2 separate regions of the Homo sapiens genome follow, and region 2 is linked to region 1. Evidence: chromatin contacts called from ENCODE Hi-C or POLR2A ChIA-PET data. All regions are on one chromosome and are shown on one strand. Each heading gives the region's core, a stretch centred on a gene start or an enhancer-like site at or near the end of the contact. The rest is flanking DNA. Distances are from core to core; before and after follow the strand shown.

Evidence for each region. Hi-C counts contacts between places; a loop is a spot of excess contacts on that map. ChIA-PET counts read pairs that join two places held with the same protein, here RNA polymerase II (POLR2A). Pooled maps may share reads with other maps.
Region 2: a map of CD14-positive monocyte shows a loop between it and region 1 (2.0-fold over the local background). The contact joins the promoter of LINC02935 here to the enhancer-like site in region 1. A Hi-C loop is called at or near these places in 5 of 168 maps with a recorded cell type or tissue (CD14-positive monocyte, HepG2, aorta and 1 more) and 1 of 50 pooled maps. POLR2A ChIA-PET finds 5 or more read pairs at or near these places in 5 of 52 experiments (H1, HepG2, OCI-LY7 and 2 more).

Annotation. Positions count from the first base shown.
Region 1 is chr10:112,833,576-112,839,020 of GRCh38, reverse strand. It overlaps a transcript of VTI1A not described here. Among named protein-coding and RNA genes, the nearest start is that of LINC02935, 55 kb to the left of the region's middle. RefSeq lists an enhancer at 3,951-4,040. Within about 2 kb of position 2,905, at least 5 of the 41 ENCODE cell types and tissues checked have a DNase peak (open chromatin) inside an H3K27ac peak, as active enhancers do; they include CD14-positive monocyte, where a contact is called at or near this core.
Region 2 is chr10:112,887,678-112,893,122 of GRCh38, reverse strand. LINC02935 (long intergenic non-protein coding RNA 2935) reads right to left here and starts at 2,091. Exons shown (of 3, transcript XR_001747706.2): 1 at 2,051-2,091.

The DNA of each region.
Region 1 (5,445 bases), core at 1,656-4,155:
TGCGAGGTGACCCAGCCAGCAGCCCTCAGGGAAGAAAGTGGCGTTCTTGCATCAGCTGCAAACTCTGCAGGCTGCGGGACTGACTGGATCTGGTCAAATGGTGATGGCAACCCTGCAAAGTCAGTATCACCATCATCCACATCGCTGGTGACAAAGTGAGGCTCAGGGAGGTTAAGGAACTTGTCTGAAGCCCCCAGCTAGGGAGATGCAGGATCGGGATTTCACCCAGATCTGACAACCTTTAGAGCAGTGCACTTCCGTGGCGCCAGATGCCTGGAAGCGCAGTGAGCTGCCCGGTGACCGAGGCCTGCTCCTTCTCTGCCACCCCCCTGCCCCTCCAGCGTCTTCTGTGCCCCCGTTCTTGCCCTTCAAGTCACCTGGTACCCACAGGCAAGGGCAGTGAAGGGTCTCTGAGTTCCTTCCCGTCCTGCCTACTCCCTTCCTGCCCTATGTTACTAAGAAGAGGGGGTGTCCTGATGCTTTCAATAAAATACTGGACACATGAAATACAAATTAGTCTAGGGGGAAAAAATCTGATACAGGATCATTCCCAGTTGTAATCTACACCATATATGACATAATGTGCAGCTCAATAAGCACTTTTTACTTTTCAGTAACTCAAATTTGCTTCCCTTCAGGCACATGTACTGGTGTTTGCCCAGTCTGTGCAGAAGGCTCTGCTCCCAGGTCCCTGGGACCCCCTAGCAGCCACCTGCAGTAGTCTCTGGCTCTGACCCCAGGAGGACCCGAGGTCTGTCCCAGGCCCTCCCTGGGGATTGGCCCCAGCCACCTGGGGCTGTCTTGGGAGCAGAATACACAGAGCAGTGGGGAGCACCTGCCTTGCGGGCTTGGCCCCAGCCCTCTTGGGGTCTTTTCCTCCCAGGCCACGTGGGCAGAGGGAGAAGCACTCAGTACCAGGCCAGGACATTGAGCTGTGTGCCTGGGCCTTCACACTGGCCTCGGTCCTGAATAGTGCCATGACTTCAGCATCCTGGCCTTAGTTTTCCCATCCAAAAATGGAGAACATGAAGGTTGCTGCCTCGTAAGAGGGCCCTTTTAAGGATTAATCAGATGATGCAGGTCAAACCCTTGGCCGAGGCCTGGATTGAGCTGGGTACTCCCTCCCTCCCCTTTTCTACTGTTACCCAAAAGTGGTTTCATTTCATGACTGTGAGGCAAACCAAATTCAGATAGTTGATCTGACCCTGGCACTTCAAAGACATCCCCAGACTCTCCCTATAAAGCCCAAATAGGACTTCAGGATTACCTGTGGCTAGGAATTACCTGTATATCTCTAGGGACTTGGCTGCCTGCTCTATGTTCCCAAGACCCAGGAACTGTTCCTGGGGAGCCATTCAACCTAAAACCTTCCAGACCAAGCCCTCCCATCTTGCAGATCAGCAAATTGAGGCCCAGAGGGCCAGCGAATTGCTCAGAGTCACATGTCTGAGATAGAGGCTGGAGCAGAACCAAGGATTCCTGAAGCCCTCAGGAGGGTAGGGCTGTCTTCATGTCAGCTGCAGCTCTGATTGAGCTGTGGGGGAGGGTTCCCACGCAACCACGCCTGGAAATCAAGCAGGCTGAGGAAAAGCAGGGGTCATGGCCTTCAGGATCCACATCGGTGGGTCACTGTGACATCCTTAACCACCCATCCTCCAGTCTTCTATCCCCTCCCCCTCCCAGGATTTTTTTTTGAGACGTTGTCTCACACTGTCACCTAGGCTGAAGTGCAGTGGCGCAATCTTGGCTCACTGCAACCTCCACCTCCCAGGTTCAAACGATTCTCCTGCCTCAGCCTCCTGAGTAGCTGGGATTACCGGTGTGCACCACCACACACCACACTCAGCTAATTTTTGTATTTTTAGTAGAGACGGGTTTCACCATGTTGGCCAGGCTGGTCTCGAACTCCTGACCTCGTGATCCGCCTGCCTCGGTCTCCCAAAGTGCTGGGATTACAGGCGTGGGCCACCACCTCCAGCCCCTTCCCAGGATTTTGATCTCCTTTGACTCCTTCTCCTGCACTATTGGCTCACAGTCCTGAGCTCCGAAGTGGCTCTGAAGATCCTTGGAGGGATAGAAGATGGAGTCAATTCCTTTGAACAATGTTTAACTTGAAGCCACTGCATTCTTCCGAGATGGTTTATTTACCTTGAGGTAGAAACGACTGGTAGCAGCTTGGAGTATGGTTTCTACTTTAGCTCAGGAGATAAAGTCAGGATCATAGAGTTCACAGATGGGCCTGAAACCACGGATTCCATACCCCCTCCCCGCCGCATCATGCTCCAATGTCCCATCCATCCACAGTCAACTGCATTTCATTTTGTAACTGAAATTAGACTCCCCTTTTAGGTCAACCAGAGGAGAAGACAGATTCAAGTGCTACTACACGTGGCCTGATTCCAATCTTGGAGTCAGGTTAGTTTGTGCTGAAGCCCCCAACTAAGATTTGACATGCAGTTACAAGAGAAAACGGAGGGAAATTTGCTATGAGGTAGCGGAGGGAAAGTTGAAGTTCTCTTTTATATTACAATATTGGAGAGGAGAGCACGTGAGGGGGCATGGACTGAGAATCAGGAAACTGCTGTTCTATTCTTGGCTCTGCAAGTAGCTTGCTGTGTGCCCTCGGGCAGGTCACTTCCCCTCTCTGAGCCTCAGTTTCCTCATTTTATATAACCAAGGAAGGATCTTCAAGTTTCTTCCTTTCAGTTCTAAAGAGCTCATGATTCTAGCTGGGTCTCTGGCCATGGGTGAAGAAATCAAAGACTTAGTTTCATTTCATAACTTGCACCCCCCAGCACTTCCCAGTTGGGGCTGGGAACAGGACCAAGCATTCATTGACGAAACTAATCTGAGCTTCAGAGAGGTGACTGCCGCCTCGGCTGTTGGAAACCTCACCCGGGAAGAGGACAGGGCTGGACGCAAGCTGGACAAGAGCTTAGTTCTCCCACCCCAAGGGCTGTGATTGGTGTCCAGGCAGCCGATGTTTATTCAGACTGGAGCTTTGGCCTTTGCAGGCTCAAATGTCATTAGCTGCTGTTTTTGATCAATGGGAAGCAGTGAAAGCAACAAATAATAATGTCCATTTGCGGGCAATTTCAGTCATTTGTGGCATTTAATTAGCATAATTGACCTGAACTGGAACTTTTTCTCCACCTGAATTTAAAAATACATTACTGCCCCCCCTACCCCAATATATCTGAGAAATTTTCTTTTTTTAATGAGGTTTTAACTAAAGCCCAATATCAAAACACCATATAATACTTTTATCTCATTGAAGACATTTGATGCTTATTAAAATATTATTGCTTTAAGGCTTATTTTGATTTTTTGCCCAAGAGTGTGTGCAGAGCCTTGCTACTCAGATAATAACAAAGAAACCTTAAACATGAAAAAAACACATGAAAGGTAATATGTTCCCCATTAGTCCCAGTATCATTTCCCCAGGATTACTGCTTTCCAAATATAGCATTAGTTTAAAAATAAAAGGCCGTTTACAGTAACGGGACACTTGGCACTACTTTGCAGTATGCGGGCCCTCCAAGGGGCTTGTACAGCAGCTTCATTAAGCGAGAACTGCAGGGGAGAGGGCTGGCTTAAAAACAATCGCAGCATGCCTCCTCGAAGGCCCCCCAGATAGGCCACCTATCCTGACCTGAGGCCCGTGTCTAACAAGCTCTTAATTCTCTTTTCAGAACTGCTTTTTCGTGCATTGTTTCTTCTGGAGATGAGACCATTTTGGAAACTGACAAGTAATCAATTGACTGCCACCGGGGAGGAGAAGCGACATTCTGGGGCTCCGTGTTCTGGCCTCATGGGTCAGGGTGTGGCTGCCATCCATGAGAGAGGGCTCCTTTTGGCTTTGGGAGGTCTCTTTTGTCCTGGGAGATCCAGGGCAGCAAGCCCCAGATGAGATTTATGTCAGTCGAGAAGCGCACGGGCCCTGTGTCTAAGCATGCTTTATTTGACTCAGACATGCCATTTTTTTTTCTTTTTTGCTAGGCACAGCTAAAGTCCATTTTCAGTTGGATGAACTAATCTAGCTAAGGGACAGAACAGTCATGTACATAGAAGGGCTCTCTCAAGTGGCAGGGAGGGCCACTCCAGTTTGCTTCCCTGTGGCCTGTGTAGAGTACCCACCGGAAGCTGCCAGCCCGCTGAAGGCCCCTGAAGAGACTCATGTTGCACATTTGCTATTTTAGTCCAACAATGCAGGCCCCTTCCGGTTTCAGGAGCTGGTCTCCTGGCACTCAGCAAACGCCCGGCTTCAAGAGGCCTCAGAGAGCCAGGGGAGCGAGCTTCCAGCCTGAAGGTAGGGAGAAGCTTTCCTGATTTTAAATCCTCAACTAAATGCCAGCCATATCTTGTTGTCAGCAGAGAGGGGAGATCAAGAGGGAGCGATGGAGGAGAATGGAGAGGTGGTAACAAGAGCTGAAATTTATTGCCTGGTGGCTTGCATTCTCCCCAGGGCAGGTGGCACTGTCCACTGGGCGGAGGGTCTGCTGTACCATGAGAGGGTTCTTTGCATGGAACCAATCACAGGTTGGTAGGGGGTTAGGGATGGTGTCTCTTTGGGAAGCATCCCATCTGACTGTCAGAATTGGGACCTCCTTGTTTGGCCTCATCTGGTTTGTGCTCTTGATGTTCTCAACTCCTCTTTCTAGCCAAGAATTGCTTATTCCCATCCGTATTCCTAGACTAGTGGCTGGCACAGAGCAGGCATCAGCTCACTTGAACTAAGAGAACAAGCTCCCATGGGTAATGTCTCATGAACAGACCAGAGACTGGGGCGGGGGTGTGGGCTGGTCGAGGCTGGTGGCCTTGGTGAGGGCTGTGATGGGCTTCCATTCACTGAGCACTCACTGCTGTCCAGGTTCTGAGCTGCATGTGTCACATGGATTCCCTCATCTGATCCTCATGCCACCTCCCTAACTTGGCAATGTTATCATGACCAACTTGCAGGGAAGGGAACGAGGTTCAGGGAGGTTGATTAACTTGCTTAGGCTCACCCAGCCAGAGAGCAAGCAGCAGTCTGGCTTGTGGTCCTGAGCCTCTGCCACCTCTCTTGTCTCTCATTGGCTCACGGTCCTGAGCTCCGAAGTGGCTCAGAAGCCCTTTGGAGGGATAGAAGATGGAGTCAGCCCCTTTGAACAATGCTTAATTTGAAGTTACTGCATTTTTCTAAGGATACTCCTTCTTTGGGAGCTAAAGATCAATGCCACAGGGATTGAACATGGCACCAGTAGGCCCTGAGTCCTCTGCCTCCCAGCACTTTGATGCCCCAAGGAGAAATAGAGTGTCAGCCCCAGACATGATTCCTGCCCTCCAAGAGCTCACATGAGTGGAGAAAGAAATGACTAAGGGCCATAATAAATGGCTCAAAGAGTGGGATAGCTGCAAAGGTATTTGCATCGTAACATGGAGGAGTTAAGATTCACTGTAGAGATC
Region 2 (5,445 bases), core at 842-3,341, 55 kb before region 1:
CAAAGTGGTTACAGGCCAGCAGGAACAGACATAGGCATGGAGATTTGCATGCTGTGATGAATGACACTGGCTTTATTCTATGGGCAATGGTGAGCCATGAAGAGTTTAGGGTTTCCAGCAGCATTATTTTGATTATGACACTGAGCAAACTTTTGCACAGCTATCAGAGTTGGTTAAGACAGGTATAGTATTTTTTGTTTTTTGTTTTTGAGATGGAGTCTCACTCTGTCACCCAGGCTGGAGTGCAGTGGCATGATCTTGGTTCATACAACCTCCACCTCCTGGGTTCAAGCGATTCTCCTGCCTCAGCCTCTCGAGTAACTGGGATTACAGGCGTGTACCATCTTGCCCAGCTAATTTTTGTATTTTTAGTACAGACGGTTTCCCCATGTTGGCCAGGCTGGTCTCAAACTCCCAACCTCAGGTGATCCACCTGCCTCAGCCTCCCAAAGTGCTGGGATTACAGGTGTGAGCCACTGTGCCTGGCCAGGTATGGTATTTTCATTTCACAGATGATGGAACTGAGACCAGAAACTGTCTAAGCAATATATATATTACAGAGTAAATAATTTTAGCTACAAAATCAGTGGGTTGGACTAGAAACTCTTTCATTTCCCCTTTGTATCAGTTAGGTTTTTATTCCACAATGCTGCATAACAAAAGGCTCCTAAGTCTCAGTTGCATACAACAAAAATGCATACATTTCCAGCTCGTGGTTATATGAGTTGGCTGAGGCAGCACTGTCTTAGGGTATGGATTGACTGGGCTTCATTTCAGACAGTAGGGTAGGTCGAGGTTTTCTCCCTGTGTCTCTTAACTTCCTTTAATGGTTTCTTAGGGCATGCTCTTTTCATGGCATATGGCAGAAAGAAAAGACAGCAAGCCAAATGCACAAACCCATTTCTGTCCTAAAAAAAAAAATTACAGTACCTGTCTTACCCAATTCTCTGACAGCTGAGCGAAAGTTTGCTCAATGTCATAATCACAGTAATGCTGCTGGAAACCCTAAACTGTTCATGGCTCACCATTGCCCACAGAATAAAGCCAGCGTCATTCATCACAGCATGCATATTTCCATGTCTATGTCTGTTCCTGCTAGCCCACAACTCCTGTCATGTCTGCATGGCCACATCAGCGGCCAAGCCCAATGTTTAGGGACAGAGAAGTTCTGTGCTCTGGTGAAGCAATGAGAGGGGGATTATAATGCTAAAGAAGGAAGGACTGGGATGATAATCTCATTGACCACACTCCTATTGCTAATGCTTAGTGATTCTAAGCGGGAGAGCCCGTTACAGCATGTGGCTCTGGAGTTGGTAGAAGTAATAGAAGTGATACAGAATGAACTGCTGTATATAAGTGGATATATGGCAGAATCCCAGCATATAAAAATTTAAGTTATAAGAAACTCAGCTACATGGCCACACACACACAGAACAATGTAAATGGTGTAGCACCTGGCATTTCCCTGGGAAAGCCTGTGTTCTGGAAGGGCCTCCCATAGGATGCACCTCTCAGCCATGGCTCCTACACTGAGGGTGGGAGCCAGCATTTTGTGGCCCTCACACACACACACAGGCGCAACTGAAGAAAGAGCAACCCTCACACACACAGGCTCAACTGAAGAAAGAGCAACCGTTTCCCTTGAGAAAAAAAGGAAAAATAGGTTGTGCTGGATTTGTTGCGATATGGCAGTACCACACCCTTTAAGGATGATTTCCGGGATTTTCAGGATGACTAGACCACTGTGGAAGGCTTGTTGTGTGATGGGGTCAGGGTATAAGTTGGCAGTTCATCACAAAAAAATCAGTTAAAATGGAGAAACTTTATAAAACAATTCATATGCATATACTCTAAATGCTTTTAAAAATTTAAACGTGGTGGCTGGGCATGGTGGTTTATGCCTGTAATCCTAGCACTTTGGGAGGCTGAGGCAAGCAGATCACTTGAAGCCAGGCATTCGAGACCAGCCTGGCCAACATGGTGAAACCCTGTCTCTACTAAGAATACAAAAATTAGCCGGGCATGGTGACGTGCCTGTAATCCCACCTACCTGGGGAGGCTGAGGCACGAGAATCGCTTGAACCCATGAGGCAGAGGTTGCAGTGAGCTGAGATCACGCCACTGCACTCCAGTCTGGGTGACAGAGCGAGACTCCATCTACAAAAACAAAACGAAACAAACAAAATTTAAACATGGTAAGTATACATTTTCTTTACCAATCTTTTGATGTAGAACCAAGGCTTTTCTTAAAGGAATGGGTTTGGTCTTTGGAGTTCCGGCTTCTCTTTCTTGCCTAAGCCAAATGCACATCATTTACAATTTCCAGTTGTGGTTTTCTTAAGGTGAAGCCAGATCTTAAAGACACCTGAAGAACAATCAGATTGCAAGCCTCTTTGGGAGTTTTATGTTTCTTCTCCTATCTTTTATTCTGTCTCACTTGCACTTAGTATTTTTCCTATCAACTTTATGGAGGAATAATTTACATATAATCAACTGCATCTAGTTACAACACATAATTCAATGTCATTAAACAGTTGGATACAGTCTTATACAGCTGTGAAACACAATCAAGCTACAATGCATTTCTATTACCCCCAAATAATTCCTTAATTTTAAGGATTTTTTTTTAGCAACTTGCCTTTATAATTCCAAAGTATGCTTTTAGTTTTCATAGATACCACTATGCTCTCTTTGCTTCTTCCTATTTCATTGGCTGCCATACTTTTCTGTTAAATTAGTTCATGGCAATGTCGTGGTATAAGCAGGTTTGGGTATACCCAAACCACTAATCTGGTGGGTTCATGGTAAACATTAAACTCAGCTGGGGAAGCAGAGGTGCATGGAAATACTAGAGAGTATGAAATGCACCAATCCTGAGCATTCAGATGGCTATGGACACGCATGCCCTAGGATGTTTTACAGAGGCCAGGAAGAGCAGCCAATGGATCAGAGTTAGTTAGTGGGGGCTGATTAGGGAGTCTCTACTCAGGGCTGCCACATACCATTGTCCAGTCTGTGCACTGCACAAAGTGCTGCCTAAGGGGACAAATGGCAATTAAATTCCTGCTAGAAGTACTCTTTCCAAGCCCTGCACTCTGCTGCAGTCTTCTGTCTAGAAGAGATACCTTTTTCTAATTTGTCTATCCAAAGGCGGTACCTTTTTCCAATTTGTGCCAAAGCCCTGTAGAGACTAGTGGCAGTTCCACGTTACTCCATCTGTGATGCTGACCTTAAAACTGGTTTTAGTACCTAGCCAGCAAATAAGACGAGGCTGCACTGAATCATCACGGTGAACCTCCATGAACCCAACACCACAATACACGGGGTACCTCGACATCACTCAATGTCCTCACAATGACCCATTGCAAATCCCAAGGACTGTTTAGGCTCAGGGAGCTTTTCCTTTTGAGTAGGTTGTCACTTTCCCCAGTCCAAGCCAGTACACTGCTTGATTTGGAGGACTCTCTGAAACCCTGACTTCCTTTTGATGGAGGCTACAAGCTCTGCAGTAAAGCCCTGCGGTCTCCCCAGTTAAATGTGATGGATGCTGGAGATCTGCAGGGCTCAGCACCAGGCCACATCTCCTCATCACAGCCCCACTGTCTTTTTTAGAGACAAGGTCTCACTCTGTTGCCCAGGCTGGAGTGCAGTGGTACAATCATAGCTCACTGTAACCTCAAACTCCTGGGCTCAAGCAATCTTCTCATCTCAGCTTCCAGAATATCTAGGACTACAGGCAGGTGCACACCACCAGTCCTGGTTCAATTTTTTTTGGAGACAGTCTTGCTATGTTGCTGGTAGTGGTCTCAAGCTCTTGGCCTCAGGTGATCCTCCCACCAGAGCCTCCCAAGGTGCTGGAATTAGAGGTGTGAGCCACTACATCAGGCCCCTATCGTCTTGATAAAAGGGCTGCACTCTCTTTTATGGTGGCTCGTCCTTTTCCTGCTCCCGAACTTCATTGTGTTGCCTACCTTTCTCATTGGCATTGTGGAGAAGAATAGAAGAAGGGCCAAAAATGTTGCCTCAATTGCCTGCGTTAGCTAGAATTTTTTCAGTTAAGTGATACAAACCCAATTCTTATTGCCTTATGCAGAAAAGGAGACATAATGATTGGCTCAGGTAATTGAGAGTCCCAATGTATACTTCAGGCACAGCTGTATCCAGGAGCTCAAGTGATGCTAGTAGGACTAGCATCCTAGGGCTGCTTTTTTTTTGGATTGGACTGAAACTTTAAACTTTTTTTTGTAAAGTGCAGAAAAACAAAAGGTGAAATCTTGTAAGAAAAGAGATGATTAACAAAAGGAAGGTAACTTGCCTTTTGATTTCTGAGAGAAGGTAGCAGTTGGGTGTTTCAAATGGCAGAGCTGATCTTTCCTGCTGACGCCAGTCTGTAACAGAGTAAGATATTTGGTTGCCATAAATGCAATTAACAATCCCAATTAATGTGTTTGTTTGAGTGGATTGAAGAGCTTAAACTGGGCCAGGTGCAGTGGCCCAGTGGTCCATGAAGAGAACCCACTTCTCTTCATGCCCCGGTTGCACTTTCCTCTGAATTGCTTCTTCTCAGGCAGGCTCTCTCTGCCTGGTGGCAAAGAGACCACCAGCAGTAGAAGGCTTGTACCTTTCTTGCTTAAAAACCCAGTGGGAAATCATACCATCTTTTCTGGTGACTGAAAAATAAATGGTGAGAGGAATCTGATTGGCCAAATTGGGTATTGTGCCTGCTGGTTTAGGGTCAGACCCATCCGAACTGCATGGACCCAATGGGATTATTATAGAATGGGGGACAGATTGTCCCTAAAGGAATGCTGTCAGAGAAAAAATAATTTTCAGTGACTTCACAGCACATGTCCACAGCACATGGACACACACACACACACACACACACACACACACACTATTTGACCAAGAGCAAGAGAGCACAGTTTAAATTTTTTTTTTTTTTCAGACAGGATCTTGCTGTCACCCAGGCTGGAGGGCAGTGGCTCAACCTTGACTCACTGCAGCCTTGACCTCCTGGGCTAAAGTCATCCTGCCACTTCAGCCTCCGGAGTAGCTGGGACTAGAGATGTGCCATCGCACCCAGCAAATTTTTGTATTTTTTTTGTAGAGACGGGTTCTCACTATGTTTCCCAGGCTGGCCTCAAGCTCCTAGGCTCAAGCAATCCGCCCATCTCAGCCTCCCAAAGTGCTGGGATTACAGGTGTGAGCCATTGCACCTGGTCCAGTTTAAACTCTTCAATCCACCCAAACATACACATTAATTGGGATTGTTAATTGCATTTACTGCAACCAAATATCTGACTCTGTTACAGACTGGCGTCAGCAGGCAAGATCAGCTCTGCCATTTGAAACACCCAACTGCTACCTTCTCTCAGAAATCAAAAGGCAAATTACCTTCCTTTTGTTAATCATCTCTTTTCTTACAAGATTTCACCTTTTGTT